2 separate regions of the Homo sapiens genome follow, and region 2 is linked to region 1. A link is a loop called in an ENCODE intact Hi-C map of the cell type or tissue named here. Cell type or tissue: endothelial cell of umbilical vein. All regions are shown on one strand. Each heading gives the region's core, and the rest is flanking DNA. Links, peaks and the distances in the headings are about the cores only. Region 1 overlaps SNAP25-AS1 (SNAP25 antisense RNA 1). Region 2 overlaps MKKS (MKKS centrosomal shuttling protein).

Region 1 (15,730 bases), core at 4,835-12,834:
TAGGAATGCTCCCAAGAGGGAATAAATTATACAGAGACTCTGGTCTCTTTGGAGGTGACTTTGAACTGTTCTTTGTTTCTCCTCTCTGTTGTCCTCTCTCATTTCTCTCCTAATCTATTTCCTCTGCAATAGAAGAGAAATAGCTGACTGTTTTTGCTACCAACTCCTAATTAAGTTTCCAGATACACCCATAAGCAGAGGTGTGATGATAGGCTTGTTATAAAGCAAGTTTATATTCATTTTATGTAATTAATTGTTATTACTGGTTACTAAAGACTTGATGTATGCTGCGTATTTACTAGGTTCTGCAGGAGATTCTGCAGAGATTAAGATGTTATCTTTGTAGGGAAGATAAGACACATTACACAGCTGGACTCATGCAGGGACAAGTGTGATGTGTCAATTGAGGGGCACACATAGATCAAAACCAATAAACAACTCTAGATATTCAGAGAAAGCTGTGGTTCACTCTGGCTGGATTTTGAGAAAGCTTCATGGAAGAGGCTAGGAATGGATGGGTTGGGTTTTAATAGGTAAACAGGACAAGACACAGAGAAGAGAGGTGTTCCAAGTCTTCCCCATCTCAATTCCTAGGGGACTTCGATTTGCTGTTAAAGGTTGAGACTGCTGCTTCCCTGCTCTCCCCTCCTTCTGACCTCAGTAGGCCATAAAACTTTCAGTTTCTTTCTATTTTAGTTTCTCTAATACCCAATGGGGGAAACTATGCCATCTTTCTGATGCAAACAGACTAAGCCAGTTCCAAGCCAAACTGTAAATTAGGCATATCAGTTAGAAATTCATTTAATTTTAGATATCACATTAGATATCACCCATCTAATAGGGGCTTAAACAAAATGGACACTAATTTTAGCTCTAAGAAAAAGAAGACTGAGGCATTTGTTACTGGGGTTTAGCTAACTCAGCAACATCATCAAAGACTCATGCCTTTTCCATCTTCCTACTCTGCCCTCCTTAAGCTGTTGATTTTTCAACCTCACACTGCTCCCCTCCTGGCTGCACCTTGGCTGCATTAGTTTCAGGAATCATGACTGCCTTCAAGGCAGGAAGAAGGGAGAAGAGCAGTAACAAAAGTCTGCTTTTTTCATGACGGCAAAAGTATTTCCAGGAGTCCCCTGCAAAAAAAAAAAAAAAAAAAAAAACATGTATCACTGGCTACAAATGCATCATATGGCCACCCTAGCTGTAAAAAATTCTGGAACTTGAGTATTTCACTCCTTAGATTCTATAATTATACAAAGCAAGGAAAAAGGGCCAGGGAATGGCTACAATGAAGGCTACAAATTCTGCCTTGTCTTACAGGAAACTTTACTTGCTATGGTTAAGACACTCAGAGCGTCTCTCTGTCTTAGCTGAATAACCAGTGTATTAGTCAACTGTTACCTCAGCCATACTGCGCAACAAACCACCCCAAATCTCAGTGGCGTTTAATGATAAGCATTGATGATCACACTCACAGAGTTGCTGATTGGCCAGGGTGCCTCTGTTCCATATGTCTCACATTCTTCTAGAATAGAAGAATGGTGTGGCAGAAACCAAGAGGAGTGAGCAGAAAGGGATAGCACTTCTTTGGGTGTAGGGTCAGAACAGTACATCCTCACTCTTTCCCATACGTCACTGGCCAAAGCAAGCCACATGGGACAAAGCACACTTTCTAGAGGAAGGAACTGGAGAGTTCTTGGGCAAGGACATGGGTATGGGGAAGAGTGAGGAATGGGAACATTCCCACACCCGGCTGAGTAATCTAGTACATTACCTACATGACAGTGGTGGTGGTGCTAGAATGTTAATGTGTTTCCCTCCAGGTAGCAAATGTCCCTGTAACAGGCAAGGGCCTACTTGAGGCAATGCCAAATCAGAGAACTGACCCTAGGGCTGTAATTTTAGACTTATCTTTTTGGAAAGGTAGAGCATATGGTCCCTTGAATTACCTTTTATAGGTGGCTCTTTCCTTTTATTTATTGAATGTATCCAACAATAAAGGGACTCTAAGACTCGGCTTCTCACCATATATCAATTTGGCATTTTCAGGAGCAGGCAATTCCTATTCTCAGTCTTCTTATGTGTCTGAGAGTTTTTATGTCCTAAGTAGGGACTGAATTCTGCCTTCCCCAGCAGTGGTGTCTGGAGATGCGACCTTCATATCACAAGGAGTATTTTCCCAGCCAAACTACATTTGCTATAATTACTATCCTATATAACTTAATTAAACCAAATATTGTGACAATAAGAATAGAATGGGGATGGAAACAATTCCTCATGATATGTGTAATGCTCAGATTGTTCCTTGACGCCATTACATTAGGCAGAGCTTCCTTGACAGGAGGACTGCATTGGTGTTAATTTAATTACATTCTAATGCAAGCTCACAGAAATTACAATACAGATGAGCTGCATTAAAGGACATCTGTGTGTCTTAAAAAGTGTCTATGACCTTTCCTTTGAAAATGAGACTCATTTATTTAGTAAACATTTCCAGTAGTTTCTCATCTCTCTGGAGGCCACCTTGATGGGAAGAAGCCTAGATGAATTCATTTGAGAAGTCAATGAATCTTCTTTTCTGAGAAAAATGTATAATATCACACTTTTGTGTATTTATTTAGTGGGGTTTTTTTAAACCCTTGTCATCTGCCAGACTTTATTGCAAGCACTTCACAAATAAGAACAAATAAAATAGGAATGATAATAGGACCTACCTCATACATTTATAAAAGATTAAATATAATCTTTATTATATTATCTTATTATATAAGATTAAATGTAATCTTTATTATAAATGTATGAGGTAGGCCCTATTATCATTTCCATTTTATAGATGGAAAATCTGAATCATGGTGAGATTAAACAACTTTTTCAAGGTTAGGTAGCTTTAAAAAGGTATGAATTCCCATGTGACTGACTAATGGGGAAAGGAGATTAGGTGCTTGGCAGATGATACAATTTTCTTCATGAAACACCTAAAGTCTGAATAAATTATTTTGGGGGAACTGACTAGCCTCCTCATTGTCAAAAGTCTTGATTTAACACACAAGAAATTTTTCCTGCCCAGCATCCATTCCCTCTTCTCCTAGCTATAGCAGCCTGATTTTCCCTTGGAAGAACAAATCACTCTCCCTTTTCTAATTCATGGGGGTTGAGTGGTCAGATCCAACCCTCCATCTCCAAAGCTGGGAAATTCACCAGGCCTGGGAATTAGTTGAGGAATGAGCATAAGATCTATGCCCAGACCAGGGAGTATCAGCCCAGGACATTGGCTGGGGCTTCTCAGAAAGAAGTACTCTTTTTGGTAGAGTTGTTAAGAATAGGACATAGGTTGGGGTAGCTGGTGGCCATCTTTTTACTATGGTGAAACCCTGATTGGATTTAAAGCAACACAGGGACATTGATGCTGAGAGATTAAGAAAAATAAATTTGTGATGACATTATTTGATCCTCTGGATTTAGCCATGCCTGAGCTTCTCACTACAGAACATGTAGATGTTTTATTTATTTGAATTGATAGAGTACTTTCATTGTCAAAGCCAGTTTGAATCAAGTTTCTGTCATTTGTAAACAAGAGCCCAGTCTGAAAGTGTGCTAGAACAATTTCCAGGCCCATCCTACTGCCCTGGGAACCTCTGTTCTTTCTGCCCAACAGATCTTGGAGAGTTAGGCTGATTTCCTTTCTCTGAAGCTTCTGCCAACATCCTCCATTCTTTCATAGAAACTTCTCCCCTTTCCTTCTTACCTTCTTCACTTCCTTATTGACACCACTGACAAGAACACAAGGGCCTCTCATTTAAAGGCTTCAGATTAAACATGGAGAAAAAAATGGGTCACATAGAAAATTAGCACAAAAAATTTATGAAAGTGAAACAAATCTCACACATTCTTATAATCATTGTGTATGAGCTAGTGTTGTGATGTTCAATATGGTAGCCATAAGCTACAGGTGTCAACTAGGCATATAAAAGGTGGCTACTGCGATTTTTTTTTTTTTTTTTTTTGAGACAGAGTCTCACTCTGTCACTAGGCTGGAGTGCAGTGGCACGATCTTGGCTCACTGCAACCTCTACCTCCTGGGTTCAAGCGATTCCCCTGTCTCAGCCTCCTGACTAGATGGGACGACTGTTGCGCTCCACCACGCCAGACTAATTTTTTTGTGTGTGTATTTTACCAGCGACAAGGTTTCACCATGTTGGCCAGGATGGTCTCAACCTCCTGACCTCGTGATCCACCCATCTCGACCTCCCAAAGTGCTGGGATCACAGGTGTGAGCCACCGTGCCCGGCTGCCTACTGTGATTAAAGAACTGAATTTCTAATTTTATTTAATTGTAATTAAAAATTAAAATAAAAAACTGATTCAGTTATTGAAAACTTTTTAATGTATGCTTAGAACAACTTGAGTATGTGAATCTTACTTGCCAATGATAAATTTTATGAAATGTAACTACAGATTAATTATTTCTGATAAATTTTACTATCTAAATTGAGATATGGTTTAAGTACATTACACATCGGATTTCAAGAATAGATTTGAAAAAGCAAAATATTTAGTTAATTTTTATATTGTTTACACATTGAAATGATGTTTTTGCTATATCAAGTTAAATAAGATAGATTCTTACAAATAATTTCATATGTTTCCTTCAACTTCTTTGAACATGGTTCATGCTATATTTCCATTGGATATTGCTGGTCTGTAGTTTCTGTCTAACCCATGATTTGAAGTACTCTGGAGGGTGTTTACCACACCGAAGATCATGTGTGGTCTTTTATTCTGAAAGCATTGAGAGTTTGAGCTTTTATTCTGGAAACACATTGAAGAAATGTGTCAGTAAATTTATATTAGTCTTCCTTATAAAAGTCTAAACAATCTAACTAAATAGTTTTTATTATTTTTCATGTCATTAACTGATGTTTGAAAATTTTTTTTTCTTGTCTTGACCTATGTGATGCTTTTCTAGTTCAAGTGTACAAAACCTGAGTTTCTGAAAAATAAAGAAATGAAAAAATGTCATTGTATTCAGTGCAAAATATAAGACGTTATGGATTGTTTCCAGAAATCTTTCTATATTGCATTTTTGTTGCTATTTTGTCCATGTTTTTTACTCACACATGTCTGATATTTTTATTGAAATAATCTGGCAACTCTGGAAAGAACTCCATTTTGCTTCATTTCCCCCACTTTCCAGGAGCCATGACTCTTCCTTCCAGTAGGCTCCTTCTTCCCATTCAGAAACCTAGAGATACAGTTTCAGCAGAATGGTAAATGAGGGTGAATGTCTACCCATGTACCCAAGCCTCAGTGGACCTGCCAACTGGAGGGGTCCAGTGCCAGTGGGCCCCATGCTGTGTGAGATAACATATTCAGTTTCCAAGGATTAGAATGTGGATGTCTTTGGGGAGAAGGCCATTACACTGCCTACCACAATAATTAACAGCAGGAAGACATCCTACATCTGTAAACTGAAGGCTCTTGTTAACCCCTCCTCCATCTAGCATGCTCTTTTCCTGAGAAGACAATTTTTATTCAAGTTCAAATTCACAGCAGTGAGGATTTCTCTTCTGATTATGCATAGCCAAGCAGAAAATTTGCTGTGCATTTTTACAATAGAAGACAATGATAAATTTACATATTCATTAGATGGTTTTCATCAGGATAGCCAGGCAAATCTCAGATTAAACTCATGACAGAGCATTCTTCTAGATTTCCTTAATGAAGGGACAGGCATCATTTACTCTGATTGTTGCTTTGCTATAACAAATCATTTTGGCTGTGATGACAGATTAACACTGTTCTATGAGATAGAGTTTATTGCACTGGTTACAGTGCTTCCACTGAAAATAGGTCAATTTCTTGTGAACCAGGGCTGAACTTGGTAGGTATCTAGAAACTGGATCTTGGAACTAATTATTAGAAAGTGCTAATGTTTGCTCACCTATGATGAATAAACCTTCCTTGCCAAGTAGATTAATTTCTCTTTAAGGAAAGAGCTAATGAAACTTAGAAACTCCCAAAGATATCATGAGTAGACATTTGATTAAGCAAGCAAGTTAAAGCAAGAACTTGGCACATAACCATGAAAATAGTTCTTGTCAAGTCTCTTCACATTTCATAGAGCAATTGCATTCCTCCAGCAACCAAGGGGATGGCACACTAAATGTTCAAGGACTGAAATTATGCAATCAACCATCAGAAATGATCAAGCTGCCCTTCCAGTTAGTCAGAAGTAACTGGTTTTTCCCATCATCCTCCAAGCATTTGTATGGTTTTGTCTGTTTAATTCCTGAAGGACTATATTAACAGGTTGAATTTGTTGCAAAATTAAGATGCAAGAAAGGGACATTTTTCTGATTTCATAGCTCAAGTCAAATGCTGCTCACCCAGGTTAGCAGAAAGTCTAATAGTTGTTGTTATTGTTATTATTATTATCATTATTGGTTTCTTCCTCTTTTTTGAATTAATGAAAACCAAGACAAATGGGGATGTGGCTTCTGGGCTGCCGAGTTATATATTGCCTATCACAAATTGGACCAGTAAATTGTTGGCAGTTATGTTGTCAGCACCTGCCCTCTCTAGGAGGTCTGGTTGGGTGCAATGAACTTAACAGATGCCCCCAAGGATGCAGTGCTTTGTGTTTTAAACTGATTCCCATACCGTCTCTTCTTGAAAGGTGCTTCCATAGGAGTGGAGTCCTCTATCCTGCCAGTCTTGAGAAATCCAACCCTGTCAATGGCCTAGCTTCTCTACCTGTGAGGGGGAAGGTGAAAATTACCTTTTCAACCTTTCCATTGGCATTTATTGAACATTGTCTTAGTTTAGGTTTCCTTAAAAGCAGACTCGGAGACAAGAATTCAAGTGTAAGTGGTTTACTTGGGAGGTGATCCCAGGAAACACTAACAGGGAAGTGTAGAAGTGAGACAGGAAGGAAAGGCAGACACAGGAGGCCATTATCAAGTAAGTCACCACTGTGGGCAGCTGGGGCTCAAGCCCACTGGGGAACTCTGGGAAACAGTGTAGAACACTCAGAGTTAACCTACTGAGAAGTGAAGCCAGCTGGACTTCCCGGGTCAAGTGGGAACTTGGAGAACTTTTCTGTCTTACAAGAGGATTGTAAAATGCACCAATCAGCACTCTGTAGCTAGGATTGTAAAATGCACCAGTCAGTGCTCTGTAGCTAGCAAAGGGATTATAAAATGCACCAATCTGCACTCTGTAAAAATGCACCAATCAGCAGGATTCTAAAAGTAGCCAATCATGGGGAGGATTGAAGAAAGGGCACTCTGATAGGACAGAAATGGAACACAGGAGGGGCAAATAAGGGAATAAAAGCTGGCCACCCCACCCAGCAGTGGCAACCTGCTTGGGTCCCCTTCCACGCTGTGTGGAAGCTTTGTCCTTTCGCTCTTCACAATAAACCTTGCTACTGCTCACTCTTTGGGTCCGTGTCATCTTTAAGAGCTGTAACACTCACTGCGAAGGTCCGCAGCTCCATTCTTGAAGTCAGCGAGACCATGAACCCACTGGAAGGAACCAAGTCTTGACACCCATGGAGGGGTGAGGGAGCTGGGTTACTTCCACCAGCTCCTGAATTGAGTGCTGCCAGCAATTAATATTCCAGACTATCCAGTCTACTATGCCCAAGGCCAGAAAGGCTTCCTGCTGCTTGGGAAAAAGCCCTCTGGCAAAGAGATACAGATCCTGGCAGTTGGAAGTGGAATAAGCTCATGCTGTAGTGGTGAGGCCCAAGGGGCAGTAGTACAAAAAGTTTCTTATCCAGCCTATGATTAAGGCACTGAAATAGGTGCTGTAGAAAAGCTTTATCTACTTCATTCAGTACATTAGGGAGAAGCAGCTATGTTTTGCTGGCTACGTGCTCAGAATCGTGCCAAATGATATAAGTGAAACAGAAGAAATAGGAGGCATGGTCCCTCCCTGATTTGGAGGAACTTATTCTCTAAGTAAGGAAGACAACCCTGGTGCTACCATGCACCAGTGGGTAAATGGACAAAATAAAATGTTGATTTAGGCATTAGGGGACAATTGGAATTCTGGGAAAGGCTTCATGGGGAAAGTAGGAAATGAAGGATATTGTTTTCAGAAAAGAGCCAACGCCTATATAATTTGAGGGACAATGAGAGGAAGCCTGGAGGCAAATTTAGCCCAGTATGTTGGTAGACAGTGAGCAAGCCCATGAGAATGGAGTTGATGGAACATGTTCAAGAGGACTGGGAATCTAACAAGCAGTGTTGGCTTGTTATTGCCCTACAGATGTCAGTCATTACCCTGAGTGCATAATTCCTCCTGAAAAAGTCCACTCATGCCCACAGTACCGTCAAAGAAGTGGTTGTGTCATGGCAGATGACTCTGTTTCCACTGTTGAATCTGATTTGGATGGGGCAGGGACTTGACCTTGGATGGGCTCATCAGAGTCTGTTTTTTTATTTTATTTTGTTTTTGTCTGGCATTTGGACCTACAGAATTAAGGGACTGGATAAGCTGGTTCTCTATAGAGCCAGGGCAAGAGCTTCTTTGCCTTAGGAAGCCACAGTCATGTGCAAACACATTACATTAGAGTAAAACATCATAGGCAATATGGGACTACAGCAAAAAAAGACGAGTACAAGTGCTAAGAGAAACAGAGGAGAGACACCATGTGGCCCTAGCAAGTAAAGGTGACTTGCGAATCCCCCCAAGCCCGTCCAGTACTTCTAGCAATGTAGAGTCCTCTGTAAACTTTCCACTCAAGCTAATTTGAGTGGAAATCGAGGATCCTTCTCTAAGATGACATGGCAGTCATTAATTTTTCTATTGCCTACTAATTTTTCTATTGCTCTGTTTTTTTGTCCTATGGGTTGATGTCATAGCTGTTGATCTTCATAAGCAAACCTTGAGAATTGTGTGCAAGTGGTTTACTAAGGAAGGCTCCACAGAGACAGTAAAGGAATGGGGGAAGTAGGACAGGGAATGGAAGGAAGTGAAGCTGGCGGTGAATTCAGACCACGTCTGTGGAGCCTGCAGGGGGCGCTGCAGTGGAATCTTGCCTCAGGTGCGCTTTTCTCTTTACCTGGGCAAGGGAACTAGGCATTTACACCCTTGCTTATTGTCCTGGGGATGTAGAGGTAAATTAGACAAGATCCTTACCCTCAATTCATTTACAGCCTAGTTGGGAGAGACAAGCTTGCAAGCACAGGAAACTAGAAACAAGGCTTCTGGGTGGAGGAGGATAAGAAACACTCTACCCAAAGGATGTTCTCTGCAAAGGGTGAATGATTTAACATCTATGTGCCTCTCCCCCACCAAACATGTTAGAATCACTCAGCAACACAAGCATGGCTCATTTCCTCCCAGGTACTATTTTCTTATCTCTTCCAGAAAACAGAGCTTCCTGAAAAACAACTATTGAAGGAATATGGTAAGAACCTGGCAGGAGCCCAGTTTATACTCCGTAGCTTTGACCTAAGAAAGAGAAGAGTAAATATTAAACCCAAGGTCGGTAAGACTTTTGTGTATTTTTTCTTTTTCCTTTAAAGGTATGTTTGCTCTTTTAAGAACTGGGAACTTATTGTTTAAAGTATTTTTGGTGCAAGGGTCAGGCTGCCAGGAAAGCAGTGGGCATCTGCTTGTGGTTCTTGGGGTTTTACCCAGTGTCTGCAACCTCTATTTAGTGCAGGAAGAGAGTGTGGTCCAGCATCTACCTGCCTATCAGGAGTCTTAAGGGCCCAAACTGGTAGAACACTGAGAGCTTTTTCTTTATTATGGGAAATGATATGCCATATGATATCATTTCATTATATAACCTGCTAGTAAGTTACTATATTAAGAGCTCACAATTAGTAAACTTTGGTATTTCTACATTTGAAATAGCACAATACTGGAGCTTATTGAGAACAGTAATTCAGGATTCTGTGAAAGTCAGCGTCCACTAAATATTTCACAACACTGCAAAACTTGCACCGCTGCTGCACACAGGCAAACAGTATGAATTCCCACAGGGCTTGGCCAAGACACTGTGTCATCAGTGCATCCATAGTGTTATCTACAGTTTTTAATTGCCGCTATTCTTGCTGCTTAATCATCAGTCATTGTTGGTCCCAACTCTTCTTACTCTACTTTCTTTTATATTTGATTTTCCTTTGTAGAAAAATGTCTTGTGAGTTTGGGACTCCCCAGAAGTAGAGATGTGGATGTGAGTGCAAGTGATTTGCTTCGGGAGTGATCCCAGGAAACAATGGACAGGAGTGAGGAAATAAGACAGGAAAGGAGGAAAATTACTAAAGGAGTGTGCTAATGTGCAGAATTGCTGCTGTGGGTAACTGGGGCTCAGGCCCTTTGGGACTCTAGGGAGACTTTGCAGGACATTCCTCAATGTTGTCCTACCCAAGAGGTGAGAAGTTGGGATATTTATCCAGCATTTCCTGTCTGATGTCTGTTGAGGGCTGCTTCCTGAGGCATCAACTCACAGATTCTTCCAGTCTGCCCTGCACGCTGAAACACGCTCCTGCAGCCAGAGAAAATCCTCAGGGAGAGCACCAGTACTTGCTGAGAGGCTGTCAGTGAGAAAAAGAATCAGAAGAGACTGTTAATGGAATTGGGTGTACATGGGACCTCTGACAGCATCTGCTTTGGATGCATACTTCCATAAACAGCAGTTAGGGCCCACAGTCTTCTAATCACTTGACTTTGAAACACACGTGTTGCATTTCAATGTGTTATATAAGATCAAATTGCTGATCAAATTGCTAAGTATTCAGTGAAAACTATACGTAAGGATGTGATCTTAAAATTGAAACCTGGATAATGGGAAGAACCCAGCCATGTGAACAGCGAGGGGAGAGTGGTCTTAAAGTCTTTCCTGTTGCCCATTTATTTTTTATTTTATTTATTTTTATTCTTTTAGATACAGTCTCGCTGTTGTACCCATGCTGGAGTGCAGAGGCATGATCATAGCTCATACAGCCTCGAACTCCTGCATTTTGCCTATTTAAATTCTGAGCCTAGAACAAGGAAATTTAAATCCTGGATTGCTTGAAGACTGATTCTTGGCAATCACATTCTCATTCAGAATAAAATTGTTTTTAGCCATCTCCTTCAAAATAAACTTTCAAATTTTCCATTTGATATCATTATAATGTTCACGTTCTCTTGTCTAGTCAGTTTCTCTATGCCCACTATTCGTGAAATTTCCCCATCTCATTTCCCCAAACACTGCTTTGACAGTTTCTTTTTTCCACGCTAGGTTTCTCTAAGCCCCCTCGGATTTGCATAGAAACTATAGTTCCTTAGATAAAAATAAAACCTTATTTAAGACCCAGAAAATCTCAATCCCCTATGCCAACAGCAAAGAGGGCAATTTGGATACCTGAGCCTGGACTTGCTCAAATCTTTCTAGTTACAAACTTGCCCCCACTGCTTCCAGCATCTCAGGCAAAAGGTAATTCCATATCTCTTAGACACCAGTGTTGAAATTTTTTAGACTCTTAATGTTCTCTGAGTAATTACATGGCATGAAAAAAAATCAGATGAGTTTTTGAAGAGATGACTTCTCCCCAAGGCCCTGAGTCACAGATTTTTTTTCTTTCTATAGAGTCACTGTCAAAATTGTGAGTCATCCATTTCTTCTTGCCAGTGCAGCACACTCCCAGGGGACACGTGGCTTCACTCCTGAACAAGTTCAGTAAGCAGTGCTGGAGAGAATACTGAAAACGTTAAAGAATTATGAATACAGCTCAGATCTCACTTTCCTGTTTTTTAGATTTTGGGAATTCATTCAGGTGGAAACAGCATTTCTTGCCATCACATGATGGGGGTGTCCCCCTCTGCCATGTTTCCCATCAGTTCTATCTTCCTCCCTTCCAGTTTCTCTGGACATGTCTGACTTTTGAAAGAGTAATTTTCTCCAACATGTATTTTGAATTATCTTCTCTGTACATAATTATTTTCTATCTCCTAGAAATTCTTCATAATTTTTGTTCCTCTAATGGAAGATTTTAATTTTTTATGTACTATTATGCATTATTTTAATCAGTTTTTTTTGCTAAGGCTTTACAGTGAGAGTAGGTACCTGTACTCAGTTTGTAAGTTGATAAAAATTTTTAATAGCTCACTATACATGATTTATTTTTGCATATCCAGCAACACAATGTTGGCTTTCAATAAAGGTTGAATGAATAAAATGTTTAAAGCATTGCTTTTTAAGAAGTTCTAACCTAGTGAAGTCATAAGCAAACTTGAAAAATGTGTGTTAAAATAATTCTAGGTATCAGGTTTTCTAATCTTGTATGCAAAATCTTATATCAATTTAGTTGAATTTGCTTATACAGTGTTAGCAAGAAAAACAATTAATACATAAGCATATCTTCGCATAGCTGCAACAGAAAAAAAAGAAAACGCCCTCAAAACTATAAACCAGTATTTTAATGTATGTATGATTCCTGCTTGATGCATTTCATTACTGATATTCCAGGCTTTTTTCTTTTAATACTTCCAATGACCACAAACTCATGATACCCTCATAAGGCGATTTAAAGCAGTTTCGGAAAGTTCTAATTGTTGGGGGAGAAATTATTTAGGAGCCAAATTATGTATTGTGGACTGTTTTAACTGCTGTGCTAAAAAATTTAGATAGTTTCTGTGTCAGTCACCTTGATTAAGAAAACTGCAAATAAATCACATTAGCAACCGAAATGGAAAAAGCAAACCATCAATATTGAGCCTCAATGTCCCCTGCTAGCTGTAAATCCCTAATTCCCCATGCAATACATTTGTTTACCTAGCAAATGTGTACCCATTTGAGTACCTGTCTCATTAGAGGGCTATAAATGACTACGATTTAGTAAGTATATTGTTCAGAATAGATTTATTATTTCAACTTCTAGCCTTGATAAATCATCATGGCCCAAAGGAACACTTTCCTAGTTCTTTTGCAAAAGTCACGTTGCCCAACGAGAAGTTCTTGAGATGATCACTCTGAGCCATCTGCTCTCCGTATGTGATGTAGCATAGGCCTCTGTTCCTGGATTTCAATTATGGTGTCAGAATTTTAGCCAGGTTTCTTACATTGATCCCTTTAGGATAGAATCCAAGATATATTATTTGCCTTGTTTTTAACCTCATATCATAAGACTGAAAGGAGATTATCAAGGCAGGTCTTGAGATATTGTCTTATTAATAATTTGGCAAGCATGATCAACATCTGAGGTTAATCCCCAAGCTGCATGTAGATAGGAATAGTCTAAGCCTCCTTGACTTTCTTAATATTCATTATATTACTGCTGCCTTCATTTAGGCTCTCTCCATTTCTAATCTGGATGATGACCATTGTTTACTGTTCTCTTTAGCTTCAGCCTTGCCACATGTCTTATCTGTCCCCTCCTGCAGCCAGAGTGCTCTTTCTTAAATGCATACCTGAATATGTCACTCTGCTGCTTAACTGCTTTGTTGTATTTTGCATAAAATTCAGGCTTCTTATTATGGAATACAAATCCTGCAGGCCAACTTCTCCCACCTCATCTCCTGTCACTATCTTTCTATCCTCCAACCATATGGAATTGCCTTTGATCCTAGATTGCATATGCTCACTTGTGACTCTATTCCTCTGTCTTTGGCTGCATCCATTGAGAACTAGCCTTACTGCAAAGCCCCCAGGAAGCTTTTGGTTTTCCTGAAACCTTCTCCTCCATCAGACGAGGTTTGTGTTCCATCGCAGTGCCATGGCATCCTGAGCATATCTCAAATCCTAGCATTAATCACTCTGTATTATAATTGTTTCCTAGTCTACATCCTCCTCAGACCTGGAGCTCTTGGAGAGGACAGGCTAGGTTTAATTTCATTGATAATACCAGGGTGTAACACGTTGTTGTTGCTTCATATTGCAAATGCATGACGTGTGTGGGTGCTCGAACTCAAAAGTGAATAAATGTTTGGCACTCTGGAAAATACAATTGCACTGCTAAGGACCATTCTGCAGAATACACCTTTTGAGTGAATGCTAAAGTAGCTAAGTAATGGCTGCTTTTAGGGGAAGCACTAAAATATGAATAATGACTATCTCTGATGGTTTTTTCCCTGGGTTATGTTTTTGACTTAATAATTTTCATATTTCCTTATAAGGAACTATATAGATTGCATTTATAATTATACACAAATATTTAAAAGCAGCATATATTATTTTGTGTTCTATTGCACCTCTATGGCAAATGTTTGCAGAATAAAAGGACTAGGGTAAAGTCCTCAAGTGGTCAACAGTGATATTTTTCTAGGGTTGGAATTATGAGTGATTATTTCTTCCTTGTAATTTGCAGGGCTTTCTCTGATATGATTTTGTTTACAAGATTTTCTTTTACAAGAAAAAATTCATTTAAGTATTAAAAAATTAAATAGATGGCATGATGATTAATAATTTGAATAATCAAATAAACCACCCCTGTCAAGGGACTACTGAATTTAATCAAACCTTACTTATTGTCAAATCATTTAAGCTGTCATTTTGAGAGCACATGGAAAACAACATAAATATTGATGTGTTTTTTTAAATGGAGAAAACTATGACTCTGGCAATTATAAAACTGGAAATTTTGTTTTAGAGCTTTGGGAGCCAGGTGTGCCATTGGGCTGGAAGCAGACCCCGAGTCCAGTCATGAATTATGGAGTTGGTTTTTAATGGAATATAACTGTCTATTTTTGCTGCCAAATCTATTAGCCTTTAGTACATAATACACCGGAGATTAAGGCCCCATATATTCAGCAGAAGATTTACTGTGAAGCAGTAAAAATAGATTTAGTCATAATTTATACAGGTGCATGTTTATAGGTAGAGTATGTTTGTAAAAATGGCAAGGAGAGAAAGAAATTGATATTATTTTAGAATGTTTTCTTTTGATTTTTCTCCTTTAAACCCAAACATTTTGCATCTGTAATGAATTAAAAGTAAATACTTCTTTAATATTTTCAAACAGTTAAGATTTATCTCAATTACATTTGGCAAGAGCTATCAGTTGCATATCATTATTTATTGAAAAGGAGATTAGATATGTTTTCAGCCATTATGAGTTTACTTTTGTGAGCACAGTAATGTTCAGTTCTTGGAGGTTCTTGCAGATCACCTATTATCATAAACCAAAAATATGATTTACAAACGATGGCCAATAATTTGCATGTATAATTAAATGTCAGGGTAAATATTTCTAACGGTAACTTGAATCATTCAATTCTGGGCTTGAAAATTAAATCCTGAAAGCTACGCAAATGCTTGGGCAGAGAAATCCGGTAATGCTTACTTGAAATATAGAAACCTATATTTAGTACTTCATAGTGTGCCAGATAGTATAACAATTGCCTAGTGTCTATTATCCCATTAAGTTCTGATATGGTATGGATCTGTGTCCCCACCCAAATCTCATGTCAAATCATGCATGTCCCCACCCAAATCACCATGTCCCCAGTGTTGGAGAAGGGGCCTGGTGGGAGGTGAGTGGATCATGGGGACAAAGTTATCGTGAATGGTTTAGCATCGTCCGCTGCTTGATACTGTATAGTGAGTGAATTCTCATGAGAGCTGGTTGTTTAAAAGTGTGTGGCACCTCCCCACCCTCTCTCTTCTTCCTACTCTGGCCGTGAAGTGCCTCGCTGCCCCTTTGCCTTCTGCCATAATTGGAAGCTTTCTGAAGTCTCCCCTGAGCCAGAAGTTGCTATGCTTCCTGTATAGCCTGCAGAACTGTGAGCCAAT
Region 2 (15,730 bases), core at 4,774-12,773, 340 kb before region 1:
TTACAGGCGCCTGCCACCACACCAGCCTAATTTTTTGTATTTTTAGTAGAGACAGGGTTTCACCATGTTGGCCAGACTGGTCTCAAACTCCTGACCTCAGGTGATCCACCTGCCTCGGCCTCCCAAAGTGCTGGGATTACAGGCATGAGCCACCGTGCCCTGCTCTAATTTTCATTTTGTAAAAAACCACAGAGGAACTAAGAAGAAAAAAAGTGCTAAATTTAAATTGTATCCCCAAAATATGTTTGATTGTAAGTAAAAGCTCTGCAAGAGTTTATAAACAAAATAAATAACACATTACCTCGCTAACTACCATATCAAATATAAAATTTGAAAACTATTTTTTTTTTTGTAAAACTAGCAATGAGCTTTGCTAGTAAGGTATAGTAAGGTCTAATGTGTCTTGCCCTGAGAAGAGGTTATGCAGGCAATAGAATACATCCAATGTACTGGAGATTTTTCACTATTAAGTGAAAGAAATGAAGTAGTTTAAAGTTATATGCCAATGTCATTTTTTAAAAATATATGTTTTTTCTTTTAAAATAGAGATGAAGTCTCACTGTATTGCCCAGGCAGTCTCGAACTCATGGGCTCAAGCAGTCCCCCTGCCTGAGCCTCCTAGAGTGCTGGGGTAACAGGTGTGAGCCACTGTGCCTGGCCTTTTTTTTTCCTTTTTATTTAATATATATTTTTTTCTTTTAAAATAGAGATGAGGTCTCATTATATGCCAATGTCATTTTAAAGTGCTAATTCCATCTTGCTCAGTGAAAAGGGACTATTATATGTACAGTGTGATACTTATTGTTTTTATGTGAATTAAATGAAAACTCTAAAAATAGTTTGTAACGTGAAAAGCCCTTCCATACTGATCCTAATCATTTCCCAAGCCTCTCAAAGGACAACAGAATTATCTGTCAGAAAATAGTTACTTGCTCTCTCACCCCCATTAGCCAAATCAATATATGAGATATGGAGAATTTGAGGAAGTGGGGACATGTAGATGTTCAGTAAACATTAAAGCAATTAATCATTAAATCAGTCTACATCATTTACTAACCAGGAAATACTGTACTGAGTCTCAGTGATGTTTAGCAAATAGAGTTTTCAGTTAAAATAGATACTGATTTCCAGGTTTAACTAAACCTAAATCTAGAAAAAGATTCATCGATCCTTAAGTTATCCTAATGGAAAGAGTAATAGACTGTTAAGCACAATATACATAAAATTGAGCATTTCTTTTATCTTTAACTGGGAGATGACCTAAAGATTCACTAAGTATTATAGGGAGCTAACCCTATATAATTTTCACTCTTCTCAAAGAGGGTTCATACTATGTCATTACATGCTGTTAACCACTTTGCTGGAGAGAATAGTACAACACTTCCCCAAACATTAGTGTTACAGATTGTCATTTAATTTGTTCCTAATTTTAGTTCTTGAGTTACAAATCTCAATTTTATTATTACATCCTTTTATCCTATCCAGTCTCTTTTTTGCTTTTGGTTTGTTTTTTTGAAACGATCGCATTTCATCACCTGTCCTGGAGTGCAATGGTGTTATCTCAGCTCACCGCAGCCTCAGCCTCCCAAGGTCCAAGCGATCCTCCTACCTCAGCACCCCCCACGCAGCTAGAACTACAGGCGTGCGCCACCATGCCCAGCTAATTTTTGTATTTTTTGTAGAAACGGGTTTTGCCACGTTGCCTAGGCTCAAGTGATCCGCCCACCTCAGGCTCCCGAAGTGTTAGGATTACACTTTTGTGAGCCACTGCACCTGGCCCTAATCTCTTTTTATAAGCTAGGGTTTTTTTTCCTTGAGTTTATAGTTCAGAAAAAAGCTGACAAATGTTGAATTATGTTAATGATCATGGAGAAGTAAATGGTGAATGGCAGAAATGGCTCTTAAAAGTAATGTGACTTGAAGGGCCGGGCGCAGTGGCTCACACCTGTAATCCCAGCACTTTGGGAGGCCGAGGCGAGCGGATCGCAAGGTCAGGAGATCGAGACCATCCTGGCTAACACGGTGAAACCCTGTCTCTACTAAAAATACAAAAAATTAGCCAGGTGTGGTGGCGGGCACCTGTAGTCCCAGCTACTCGGGAGGCTGAGGCAGGAGAATGGCGTGAACCTGGGAGGCGGAGCTTGCAGTGAGCTGAGATCGCACCACTGCACTACAGCTTGGGTGACAGAGCAAGACTCTGTCTCACAAAAAAAAAAAAAAGATAATATAACTTGATAACCTCATGTTGAGGGGAATAGAGGTGCCAAAGTCACCTTAAGTATTGAGACTGGATATAAATAACAGTATCTTCTAGGCCTTTAGTTAAGGTGTTTGCAAACAAGAATGCCATATGTCAATCAACACAGGCCAGCTGACCTTTGGTGCAGCCTCTGTCCCTCCTATAAGTAAGTAGCCCTTAATAGAATTCTTCCCTCCTTACTCTAAATTCCTCCCCCAGTTATTTTATTGTACCCTTAAATTCCCAAAGGCTTTTGCCTTTGGACTTCACAATGAAATTTAATTATGATACAGTTATTTGTAATTGATTCCCTCTAAAAATGGAACATAAGCATGTCAATAAAAGGTGTATTCTCTAAAGGTTACAAAAAGTATATAGTATACCACAGTACGTTAGAAAAGGAAAAGGCCATAAAATACTTTCATTTACAAAGCAGGTCGTGTTTCCTCTATCTAGTAATTAAAATTTTGCCACAAAGTCCTTATAAAATATGAATTGAGACCTTTGGGAGAAATGATTTATAATGCTAAGAATAACATGTTCATAGCTATAAGATAACATCTTTTATTATTTTTAGTATGTATACACAGAACACAGATGGTTCAGACTATTTAACTCAGTACTATTGTGTTTTGGTCTTAAAAGGGGGAATAAGAAATTCTTTTCAGACCTTTTTCTAATGGCATTTAGACAAAAATAAAGTAATTTAGGAGATTTCATGGTACTAAAACTCAGAGATGCAATTGAGCCAAGTTCATAGCATGTCTCATAGATGGTGGAGCAGTCCTTATTAAGAGTATAAGGAGTCTTTAGAGGTTGTCCAGATTCAAGTTCCCAAACCCAACAGATCATCAAACATAGCATCTTTCTGGGCCCTACTTCCATCCTTTCCAAATTTAAAATATATATATATATATTTTAAAAGCTAACTAACTTTGTAACTCCAGGCAACTGTCTAGCCCCAGTTTCTTTGTCTAAACTAGGTCGATAACCCTGTAAGTTAGGGTTTTCTAGTGATTCAGGGCAAACACTCTAAAATGCAGTAGTTTTGCACATAAATGTGGAAATGGCATTACATTCATTCTGATTTGTAGCGTTCAAGCCAGAAATCTTTTACTGCAATTGGAATCCATGTTCAGCTGTTGCAATCGCAGTTGAAACACTATCACTACATCCTGTCAGAATATAGAACCTAAATTCTTACTGCATATTTGTGGATTACCGTTTGATTCTTCTGTTAAAATTGTGACTAAATGTAATTTTTTTTTTTTTTTTTTTGTGATGGAGTCTCATTCTGTTGCCTAGTGCAGTGGCATGATCTTGGCTCACTGCAACCTCCACCTCCCAAGTTCAAGCAAGTCTCCTGACTCAGCCTCCAGAGTAGCTAGGATTACAGGCATGCGCCACCATATCCGACTAATACTTTTAGTAGAAACGATGTTTCACTGTGTTGGCTAGGCTGGTCTCGAACTCCTGACCTCAGGCAATCTGCCTGCCTCAGCCTCCCAAAGTGCTGGGAATACAGGCGTGAGCCACCACCCTCAGCCTGTAATTATAATTTTTAAAAAATATAATTTAAAAAAAGGCTCTTACTCTATTGTGGCTCAGAGAACATTAATATATTTAAAGAACACTCCATGCATGTGTGTTTTCAAAGATTCATATAGCTTTTCCAGCAGGTAATGTTGCTCCTTTGCAATTGTTGCCAAAAAGTCAGTATTGCTCTGTAAGTTTCCCAAGGCTGACTGCCTGCTCCCTTTGGGTCAATGACATGTCTCTTTTTGTTTATTAACATTGCAATGTATTATAATTTAAAATGTTTAACAGTCAGCATTTGTTAGAGTACAGCATGCTACTTGTAGTGATTTAGAAATGTAATTAAAGGGAGGTTATGGGTTTTAGTGGTTTTTTTCCTCTAACTGTAACCTTTTCTTAGGTACACTGATGCTGAAGTACTATGAGCCTTCGGAACTTGTGGAGAGACTACAAAGTTTTGGTTGTTATGGTCCCTTTAGTTGGGCTCATACATTTGGGGTGGTACAGAATCAAAAGCAGCCCTGTTTTCCAAATACCTAAAAACGACGACATTCCTGAGCAAGATAGTCTGGGACTTTCAAATCTTCAGAAGAGCCAAATCCAGGGGAAGTAGCAGGCTTGCAATCTTCAGGTAAGTTCCATTTAATCTGGTTGGTTAATCATATGGCACATTCCAACAATGGGAAACTCAATCTTTTAGATCTCTGGCAAGGAAAAGCCTAAATTGGTAAGTTACCTGTTGTTTTTATTGTGACCCACTGGCAAAATACTATTCTGCAGTTGTTTCTAGAAAAGTTCGTTGTGCAGAGACATTTGACACTTGCCTGGCAGTCAATTGAATGCAAAGGGAAAGAGCAGTTTTGCTAGCAGCATCACCAGGATCATGAATGTGTGCAAAGGAGCCCCTGACTCCTTACCATTACATATCACAAAAGTCCAAATTTATACAAGATTATTTTCTTCTATTAGTGTTCTTTTTTTTTTAACAATACAAAACTAATTGTATTCATTTCTTAACATCAACTATTTTAGCTTGACCATAATTTGTTACTTTTGAGAGTCACTGAAATAAAGAGGATGAAGTTATATAATTTAGGTCTATAGTCCCTTATCCATAATTCCAAAATTCAAAAAGTTCTCAAAACCAAAACATTTTATCCTCACTCCTTTGACAGCAAAACTTGATCTTAACTGACATGAGGCAATTTGCAGTGCAGTTGTCTCCCTTTATCCGCAGTTTGGCTTTCTGCAGTTTCAGTTACCTGCAGTCAACCCTAGTCTGAAAATATTAAATAGAAAATTCCAGAAATAAACAATTCATAAATTTTAAATTATGCACCTTTCTGAGTAGCATGATGAAATCCTGGGATATTCTACTTCATCCACGCAGGATGTGAGTCATTCCCTTGTCTGTCTACCTGCTCGTTAGTCACTTAGCAGCACTCTGGGTTAGATCAACTGTGGTGGTATCTCCGCGCTTATGTTCAGGTAACTGTTACTTTACTTCACAATGTACCCAAAGCACAGGAGTATTGTGCCTAATTTATAAATTGAACTTTATCATAGGTATGTATGTACAAGAAGAAAACATAGTATATATAGGGTTTAGTGCTATATGTAGTTTCAGGCATCCACTGGGTGGTCTTGGAACATATCCCTCATAGATAAATGGGGGAGGTCACTGTTTTTATTCCACTTAATATGAAAATTGAGTTTCACTGCAGAAATTTTATTGGCATTTGTCACGTTTGATTTACTATAATATAGCGTTATACTATATTATGATTATATTGATTATGTATGTTATATACACTATATTGTATTTATAAAATCTAAGAAATTCTGAATTATGAAACTCATCTGGCCCAAGGAGTTTCAGATAAAGAACTGTGACCCTGTAATTGTAAAGCATTTTCTATTATAATTTACTTTTTAACCTTGAGGTGAATAATATGCTCTAAGTTTTGTTATAAGATAGATGAGTGTAAGGTTCTGCTCTTTATGGAAGAAGAACCTCAGTAAGATTTTCCTTATTTATAAGCCTTGGTCTGAGATTTTGACTTTTGGTATAATTACTGGTTTCAACAATATTTTAAATCAAGATTTTACTTTTAAATGTTCATAAGCAGAAGTGGAAGAGCATAGCTTAATATATTAGACAATTATTAAATATAAAAGCCAGGTAGTAACATAGAAGCTTAACAACTTAAAAGAGTAACTTTAGGACATTCTATATAAAATTTGTATTTATAGGAAGAGTTTTAATATATATAAGCAGGGAGTTAGAGAATTTATTAGGTGCTGGATTTTTATATATATAGTCTTTCAGACTAGTAAGACCATTATATTATGTATGTATATTGTACTTATGACAAGAAGTAAAGAACAAAAAGATGTCTTAACAGTTTGGAGGCCAGGTATGGCCAAACTTTGGAGGAAGAAAATCAAGTAGTTTCTTCTCATGCAAAAAGAAATACTCTTGGAGGAAAAATAGAGCTGAGAAAAGAATCTCCTCTAAAATGTTAGGTGAATGTAGTAAGAGATTTTAGATGCCAGTGCAGCAATAGTTAAAAGTTTTAGAGGCTAACATTTCCAGTCAAGCAAGCAGAAGCAGATATTTAAACAGGCTTTTAGTAAGCAAAAGTTAGAGCCGGATTTAGAGTAAGTTAAACACAAATTCCGAATAGTTGAAGTACATCAAAAGAATGCATTTATTTGTCTCTTATTTTCTATTCTTATTTTCATTATGGAAAATTACATACATGCCTCAAGATAAAGAGAGGATAGTATATTGAGCCCTCAAGTATCCATCAACTGGCTTTAATAGTTAATGGCCTTTTGCCACAACCAGCTTTAATAGTTAAGGGCATTTCGCCACAACCAGCTTTAATAGTTAACAGCGTTTTGCCAGTCTTCTTTTATCCATCTTTTCCTCTGTTTTTTGAACTGCTAGAATATTTTAAATCAAATCTTAAGCTCCACTATGTAGTCCTTTTGTATGTGTCTTTAACAGTAAGAATAAACACACATACACAAACACATTTGCATTATCACCTAGAAAAACTTAACAGTGACTCTTTACCTACAATTTGATACCCAAGGCCATGTTTATATTTCTGAATTTGTCTATAAAAAATCTTTTCAGGTGGTTTGTTGGAATCAGGATCCAAACAAGGTCTACGTATTGCATTTGATAGATAATATCTCTTTTCAATTCCCCTCCTAAATCTGCCTTTTAAAAAATTTCCCACATTCTCAGTTTGGCTGATTGCTTCCTCATCTTGTCATTTAACAATTTCCTCTTTCTCTCCCCTATTTCCTGTAATCTCGTAATTATATCAAGAGGCTACTTTCATTTGTTTTTTTAATTTACTTTTTGAACAAGAATACTTCATGGATGGTACTGTGGAATAGATCCTAGGTAATCATGTTGTTTCATATATAATGTCTGATCCACTTTTGATGATGATGTTGATTTTTTTTTTTTACAGAGAAGGCTACAGTGCAGTAGCAGTAGCATATCATAGCTCACTGCAGCCTCAAACTCTTGGGCACAGGCCTTGATTTGTCACCCAGGCTACAGTGCAGTAACATATCATAGCTCACTGCAGCCTCAAACTCTTGGGCACAGGCCATCCTCCAGCCTCAGCATCCCAAGTAGCTGGGACTATAGGCATCCGCCACCACACCTGGCTAAGTTCTAAAATATTTTTAGAACCAGGGTCTTGCTGTGTTGCCCAGGCTGGTCTCAAATTTCTGGCCTCAAGCAATCCTCCTGCCTTGGCCTCCCAAAGTGATGGGATTACAGGCAAGAGCCACTGCGTCTAGCCAGTGTTGCTAAGATTAACAGGCAAGTTAGCAGTGTTTCTTTCCATTATAAAGTTCCCCTTTGATTTTTTTTTTTTTTTTTTTTAAGATGGAGTCTCACTCTGTCACCCAGGCTGCAGTTGGGTGATGTCGGCTCACTGCAACCTCTGCCTTCTGGGTTGAAGTGATTCTCCTGCTTCAACCTCCCGAGTAACTGGGATTACAGGCACCCACCACCACACCTGACTAGTTTTTTGTATTTTTTTAGTAGAGACAGGGTTTCACCATGTTGGCCAGGTGATCTTTTACTTAATAATTATTAGCGACTATTCATTATCATTGCTGTAACCTAGAAATTGGCAAACTTTTTTTCTATAAAAGATCAGATAGTAAATATTTTAGGCTTTGCAGATCATATAGTGTCTATACCAACCCTTCAGCTTTCTGTTGTAGTGTAAAAGCACTCATACACAGTACACAAATTAATGAGCATGGCTGCTTTCCAATAAAACTTCATTTACAAAAACAGGCAGCAGTCTGGATATGGTCCATAGGCTTAATTTACCAACCACCATATATGGGTCTAATGCACTATTTCATTAGGGGTTGCCAAATGATGCTGCTCAAATTCTATCATTCCTTCTCCATTTATTAGCTGGAACAACTTTCCATCGTCAACTATTCAGTTACCCCAAAATGCATTTATACAAGGAAAGCAAGATTAATGTTTTATCCCTGTAATTCCCTTTATTGGTTTTTATAATAATGAGTGCTCAAGCCACTTAGGGTTTTTGTTTTTGGTGTTAGTATGAACCTGTGGGTTTGCATTTATTTCAGTTATATTAATCTGTTGCTGTCGTCATGTTTTTTTTTAATGCTAAAGTTGTCCCATTTTGGATCCTCTCCAAGTTGACTCCTGTTGTTGTTTTTCCTTTGTCCTTGTGATATGACCCACGTAGTCTTTAATAACATCCTTACTTTTGGGCAGAAAAGGACCCCAGCTTACCTTGTGTATTTCTTACCTCATACCTATAATCATTCTTTTTGCCAAAGAACTCCATTTGCTTTTAGGAAAAACTTTCACCTGTTTGTATTTTCTTTAAATCATATTTTATAGTGCACCTCTTAATTTAGAAGAAGTCATGCAAGTTTTACTGTTATTTTAATTAAGTTATCCATCACTGCAACAACAACAAAAACCCATCTGCCAAGCCCGTGCATCCAAGAATAGTCAGGACCATTCGTCTAATGGTAACTCTTGGAATTATGGAGCACCTTGTTTAGGAAGAAAGAGTTTTAATAGAGCTGAACTGATACTTCCAAACATGTTCTATAAACCAGCCCCAGTGGTTTGGTTTTTTTTTCTCTTTTCTCTTTCTTGTACCTTCTTTTGTTCAGGTCTAGACCTGTGACCACAGGTCAACAAGTTTTGGCATCTTTAAAATGATTTGGGAGTCACTACCACTTTCAGTGATTTCTTTGTCATTTTAATGAAATACTAGCCAAAAGATATGTGTACTGGTCTCACTACTGTAAGACTGACAGAGGTGCCAACATGGCATTCTGTTTTTGAAAAGTTACATGACACTATTAAGTATTGAAAATGTTCTAACTAGAAAAACGATTTTCTTAATCATAGTTTTTATTGTGGGGTGTGTATGTAAGTTTTAACGTGCAAATTAACATATAGAAGTCACTTTGTGAGGTTTCATTTAAATGTATTTCTCAGATTTTGCTGAATCTGTAATAGCCATTGAAATATTTAAGTACCTTGGCTGTTCCTGGCATCAATAAACAGATTTTTCTTTCCCTCCTCATGCCATACAAAAGTTGACAATAGCTTTATCACCACAGGAAGAAAGCTGACCATCATTGCCCTTTATTTGGGCCCAGTTGCCATGGTTACAGCCCTTTAGCTAAATTGGGAATGGTAACCAAAATAACATTTGCATAACATTCCCTTGTTCTGCCCACCTCTTTGCACATCTTCAAATCAAGGTTTTGGTCTGATCACCATACTATGCTGTAGCCTACTTTTAGGAAGTACTTTAGGCTAAATAGATTTGTTTCATTTATGCTAAATGCTCTCCTGGACACTACCATACTCAGCATATTCCTGGAAATACTAACGAATAATATACCTTTAAAACACCCGGCCTCAACAGATAAGATCTATGATCTAACGTTTTTATTCTTTTCACACATTATTATTAATGTGTCAGGAATTTATGCCTCAAGGCACACTTTTTTTTAGCAAGGACACTACCTTGTTAAGGAAACTAGAATTGTATTTCTACATGTCCTTTTGATATATAACATTTTATGGTATTTAGACTTTGAAATTGAATTGCAACTCAGATCCTATTTTTATTGTTGTTGTTATCCAGCATATCCCTTGGTTTTTGCATGTACTGTCATTAACCAGTGCTTTGGGGAGGATTCGTTGACTAGGATTTCCAAAACTGAAAATCATTGATTGATAACGTAAAATGATAGAAAATTAGCTCTGACTTTAGCCAGGTGTTTAAAACATGGTTTGTTTTTTGGTACAATGTGTTGTGCAGAATTATTCAGCTAAATATAGACTATACATTAGTGAGTTCCTGCAGTAGACATGCCAACAGCTATCTTGTTTTTATAATTATTTACAAACATGACTTGATATAAATGCACTTCTGTTCAAACCTAAAGTTTCCAAGCAAACCACAATTATAGATAAAAACATAATATTAAATCTTCATGTTGGAGAATAAAGATATTTGGGACTTCTTTTAAGACTCAGAGACTTGCCGGGCACAGTGGCTCACGCTTGTAATCCCAGCACTTTGGGAGGCAGAGATGGGCAGATCACCTGAGGTCAGGAGTTCGAGACCAACCTGGCAAACATGGAGAAACCCCATCTCTACTAAAAGTACAAAATTAGCTGGGCATGGTGGCGCATGCCTGTAATCCCTGCCACTGAGGAGGGTGAGGCAGGAGAATTGCTTGAACCCAGGAGGCTGAGGTTGTGGTGAGCCAAGATCACGCCATTGCACTCCAGCCTGGGCAACAAGAGCGAAACTCCATCTCAAAAAAAAAAAAAAAAAGACTCAGAGACCTAATTCTCTGTTTTATATCGTAGCATTTCTCTCCTAGAAGCATGCCATATTCAAATAACTGTGCTGTAAGCTTTCTAGCCATGTTGTTGTGCCTTACAGAATCACTGAAATACAAGCACTTTTTCTTGTAGAGGGGATTTATTGAAGAATAAAGGAATTTTAAGTCAAAGTTGGTCTACCTTTCTCATTTTCTGGACGTTTGTGCCAGTTAGTAGTTCCTTTTTCTAAAAAGGCAGCAGAGCATTAGAATAAATTATTAAACTGCAGTCTACAAACTGCTTGGGAAGTATTTCTCTAAAATGTTTTTTTTATTATTTATTAGGTAAAGAAGCAGCTTTGAATCTGAGCTTCATATCGAAAGAAGAGATGAAAAATACCAGTTGGATTAGAAAGAACTGGCTTCTTGTAGCTGGGATATCTTTCATAGGTGTCCATCTTGGAACATACTTTTTGCAGAGGTCTGCAAAGCAGTCTGTAAAATTTCAGTCTCAAAGCAAACAAAAGAGTATTGAAGAGTGAAGTAAAATAAATATTTGGAATTACTAATTTGTCATTAAATCATTCTATGCTGATTAGCTTCATAAACATTGAACTTTTTGATTTTATAGCCACAATGCTGCATATTCATACTTTAATTCCTAAAGAATAATTTTTAATGTTAAAACGTGATAATGCAATAAATAGAAAAATGTGGTTTACAAAATAAAAACGGTCTTCACTAGTTACCACCTGAAGTAAGATGTCTCGTTTGGAAGCTAAGAAGCCATCATTGTGTAAGAGTGAACCACTGACAACTGAGAGAGTCAGGACCACACTTTCTGTCTTGAAAAGAATTGTAACATCATGCTATGGCCCCTCAGGTAGGCTGAAGCAGCTGCACAATGGCTTTGGAGGTTACGTGTGTACAACCTCACAGTCCTCAGCTCTGCTCAGTCACCTTTTGGTCACACATCCCATTTTAAAGATCCTGACAGCCTCCATACAGAATCATGTGTCAAGCTTCAGTGATTGTGGCTTATTCACAGCTATTCTTTGCTGCAACCTGATTGAAAATGTTCAGAGATTAGGCTTGACACCCACCACTGTCATTAGATTAAATAAACATCTTTTGAGTCTTTGCATCAGTTATCTCAAGTCTGAGACCTGTGGTTGTCGAATCCCAGTGGACTTTAGTAGTACTCAGATCCTCCTTTGTTTGGTGCGTAGTATATTAACAAGTAAACCTGCCTGTATGCTCACCAGAAAGGAAACAGAGCATGTCAGTGCTTTGATCCTGAGAGCCTTTTTGCTTACAATTCCAGAAAATGCTGAAGGCCACATCATTTTAGGAAAGAGTTTAATTGTACCTTTAAAAGGTCAAAGAGTTATAGATTCCACTGTATTACCTGGGATACTCATTGAAATGTCAGAAGTTCAATTAATGAGGCTATTACCTATCAAAAAATCAACTGCCCTCAAGGTGGCACTCTTTTGTACAACTTTATCCGGAGACACTTCTGACACTGGAGAAGGAACTGTGGTGGTCAGTTATGGGGTTTCTCTTGAAAATGCAGTCTTGGACCAGCTGCTTAACCTAGGAAGGCAGCTAATCAGTGACCACGTAGATCTTGTCCTGTGCCAAAAAGTTATACATCCATCTTTGAAGCAGTTTCTCAATATGCATCGTATTATTGCCATAGACAGAATTGGAGTGACTCTGATGGAACCCCTGACTAAAATGACAGGTAAAAATCACTCTTTGCTTTTGCCTCTTACAGTTAATAAATCACACTTTTTTGAGCAGAGATATTTTTGGTTTGTGTCACTGTTAACATCTTGAAAAATTGACCCAGCATGTGTCAGTATCATTTCTGGCAGCAAAGGTTTCTGGAAAAGATCCTGTATTGTTCACATACTAAAAATGCAGTGATTATAGCCATTTTCTATGTATTTTCAGCCCCCTAATGTACTATATCATCTAACCCCCAAATATTTTACAGGTTATTGAGAAGTCTAACATCCCCATAATCCTAAGGTCTTTCATACTTTACACAAAATTCTTCAGCCTCAATTGACAAAACTTTTAAATCATGTTATATTTAGAAAGTAATTTTGTAACTAGAATGACCCTTTTTCTTCACTTTGTCATAATTCCAGCAAACTTCTGTACTTCTCCTTAAGTAGTTGTTTCTAATGGGAGGGGGATGTACATGCACCTATGTTTTACCTATATCAAAACTGTTCCCACCTGACCTTGAGAACCAAGATCATCTTTTACTTTCAGCACCTATTACAGGCCTGGCCCACTGTGGGTGTTCTAAAGTGTTTGTTGAATTGACCGAAATATATTTGGTAATATACAGAACTAAAATAGGCAAAAAATTCACTGTATTTTACAAACTCAGCAAATTAAAAGCAGATATAAGTACTGTTAGAGCCAAAGAAAAATGACAAGCTGAAGAGTTCCTGATGTGAGCTACTTTTCAGTATCCTTTAACTGCTTTGACAATCTATCAGAAAGATGATCATTTAGTCTGCATTGTTTCCAATTTTTAAGTTACTAGACTTAAACCATTGTTAAAGTTTATTTAATAAAAGTCTTAGTATAAATTATCAAAAAGGAGCCATATGTATGCCAAGTGTTGAATACATAATATCTCTGGGTTATTGCCCTACCTTGGTAAGACTCAAATGACTGTCAAAAGTAGAGTTTCTTAATAATGGAAATAATTCCTTGGAACTCGTTGTTGGTATGGTAAGTCAGACTGATAGCCTTAAATATCTACTAGCTTTGCATGAATCTGGCAATTTCCAGTTTGTGAATACTGGGTCTTCCAGACTCATTTTTAAAATATGGGACACTTTAGCTGGGTGTGGTACATGCCTGTAGTCCCAGCTACCTGGGAAGTTGAGGCAGGAGGATTACTTGAGCCAAGGAGTTCAAGTCCAGCCTGGGCAACAAAGCAGGACTACATCTAAAAAAACAGAAAGGGCTGGGCGGTGGCTCATGCCTGTAATCCCAGCACTTTGGGAGGCCAAGGTGAGCGGATCACAAGGTCAGGAGATCGAGACCATCCTGGCCAACATGGTGAAACCCCATCTCTACTAAAAATACAAAAAAATTAGCTGGGCATGGTGGCCGCACTTGTAATCCCAGCTACTTGGGAGGCTGAGACAGGAGAATTGCTTGAACCCAGGAGGTGGAGGTTGCAGTGAACCGAGATTGCGCCACTGCACTCCAGCCTGGTGACAGCAAGATTCCCTATCAAAAAAAAAAAAACCAAACATTTTCCCGTAGAAACCATATTGTAACTGGGGGCTGGGTTTCCACACTAGCCCATAATATATACCTAAACATGGCATTAATAGCCATAGCTTTAGTCCTGGATCTTGGGAGCAGAGAGCTTTTGAGAAAAAAAGAAAAGGGGGAAAACTACCAGGCACATAGCGCAGGTAAACTTTTAGGTAGATGAAGTATGTTTTTGGCCTTACCTATCTCCCCTGGTAATCTAAGTTAACATTACCTCATTTCAGGCCTTCAAACAAAATTCCTGTTTATTAATGATATAGGTTGTGTAGTGGGTGTTACTGTGGATGGGTGCCACATGTGAAGCATATTGCAGCTTACAGAGGTTTTTGTTTGTTTTAAGGTGGAGTCTCACTCTATCGCCCAGGCTGGAGTGCAGTGGCGCAATCTCGGCTCACTGCAACCTCTGCCTCCTGGGTTCAAGCAATTCTGTCTCAGCCTCCCTAGTAGCTGGAACTACAGGCACACGCCACCACGCCTGGCTAGTTTTTTGTATTTTTAGTAGAGACAGGTTTCACCATATTGGTCAGGCTGGTCCTGAACTCCTGAGCTCAGGTGATCCACCCATCTCAACCTCCCAAAGTACTGGGATTACAGGCATGAGCCACCACGCCCGGCCTGGAGCATTTTTAACATTTGACTTGGTTTGATTTATTTGTGAAGTATGCATTATTATCCCCACTTGCCTCTCATGTGAGGGAGGCAGAAAAGTTAAATGACATGAGTGACAGCATCCAGTGGCTGATAAGCAGTAGAGCCGGCCTTCTCATGCAGAATCTGTTGTTCCCACCATGTGAAAGAAATTATACTATAAGATTTTGGGTTTTTTACTTAGATCACTTTTTTAAAGTATTCATTATTCTTGAATATTTCAGAAGTAAACAATATTCAAATAAGTGAAATTGTTTAGTGATTATATTCTATAAATTTTTTGAGATGGAAGTGTTTTTAGGCATTTTAGCTTTTTTTTTTTTTTTTTTTTTTTTTTTTGAGACAAAGTCTCGCTCTGTTGCCCAGGCTAGAGTGCAGTGGCGCAATCTCAGCTCACTGCTCACTGCAACCTCTGCCCCCCAGGTTCAAGCGATTCTCCTGCCTCAGCCTCCCAAGCAGCTGGGATTACAAGCACCTGCCACCACGCCCGGCTAGTTTTTGTATTTTTAGTAGAGACGGGGTTTCACCATGTTGGCCAGGCTGGTCTCGAACTCCTGACCTTAGGCAATGCCCGCCTCAGCCTCCTAAAATGCTGGGATTACAGGCATGAGCCACTACACCCGGCCGACATTTTAGACTTTCAAACTAAACCCCATTAGTTTGAAAGAAACCATCTTTTAAAGGTGAGTCTGAAAGAAAAGGAAACTAGCTGAAAGGGGTGAATGGCTCAGAATTATAGCTTTAGACTTTAGTATTGTTTCTTGTAGGAGTTTGATGTAGGTTTCTTTTCTTACATAACTTCCATTACGTTTGGAGATTTGGAAAATTCAAGTCACGCTAACTTCTTTATTCATATTTTTACTTGTGGTTTATAAAACTTCACTATTTTACATGTGCAGGTAGGAGGACAAAATACTTAATATATCAAATAATAGCAGTGAAATAAGCATGTCACTTTATTTTGGCATAATTCAGTTAGCTATTTTATAAATAGTTGCCAGACAAAAAAATAATTCTTACATATTCACTATGTAGCGTCCCGAAGGAATTCAACTACACAACTATTTGGATAGCAGCATTTATTTTAAATTGAAAATAATAATGCCTTTAAAA

What was found. A loop is a pair of places that touch in the nucleus more often than their neighbours do. Peaks named below come from ENCODE experiments on the same cell type or tissue, not always from the same donor. Only the 100,000 strongest peaks of a DNase experiment are listed, where the experiment ranks them.
Region 2: it touches region 1 in a loop (2.8-fold over the local background); 3 of 110 quality-filtered maps call a loop at or near these places.

What each region holds. Positions count from the first base shown.
Region 1 is chr20:10,070,562-10,086,291 of GRCh38, reverse strand. The region is part of intron 3 of SNAP25-AS1 (SNAP25 antisense RNA 1); the gene reads left to right. Among named protein-coding and RNA genes, the nearest start is that of ANKEF1, 43 kb to the right of the region's middle. RefSeq lists an enhancer at 10,727-11,926. In endothelial cell of umbilical vein, for the core only: a CTCF peak has its summit at 9,036 (motif pointing right); DNase peaks (open chromatin) are centred at 9,381 and 11,611; H3K27ac peaks cover 3,004 bases.
Region 2 is chr20:10,409,204-10,424,933 of GRCh38, reverse strand. It overlaps MKKS (MKKS centrosomal shuttling protein), which reads left to right. Exons shown (of 6, transcript NM_170784.3): 2 at 4,176-4,406; 3 at 11,003-12,404. The coding sequence starts at 11,420. It overlaps LOC128706665, which reads left to right. Exons shown (of 3, transcript NM_001394148.2): 2 at 4,176-4,406; 3 at 11,003-11,226. The coding sequence starts at 4,197. The coding sequence ends at 4,388. LOC128706666 reads left to right here. Exons shown (of 3, transcript NM_001394149.2): 2 at 4,176-4,406; 3 at 11,003-11,226. The coding sequence starts at 11,047. The coding sequence ends at 11,199. Among named protein-coding and RNA genes, the nearest start is that of MKKS, 17 kb to the left of the region's middle. RefSeq lists an enhancer at 4,437-5,636. In endothelial cell of umbilical vein, for the core only: no CTCF peak of the experiment used is centred there; a DNase peak (open chromatin) is centred at 9,543; H3K27ac peaks cover 1,571 bases.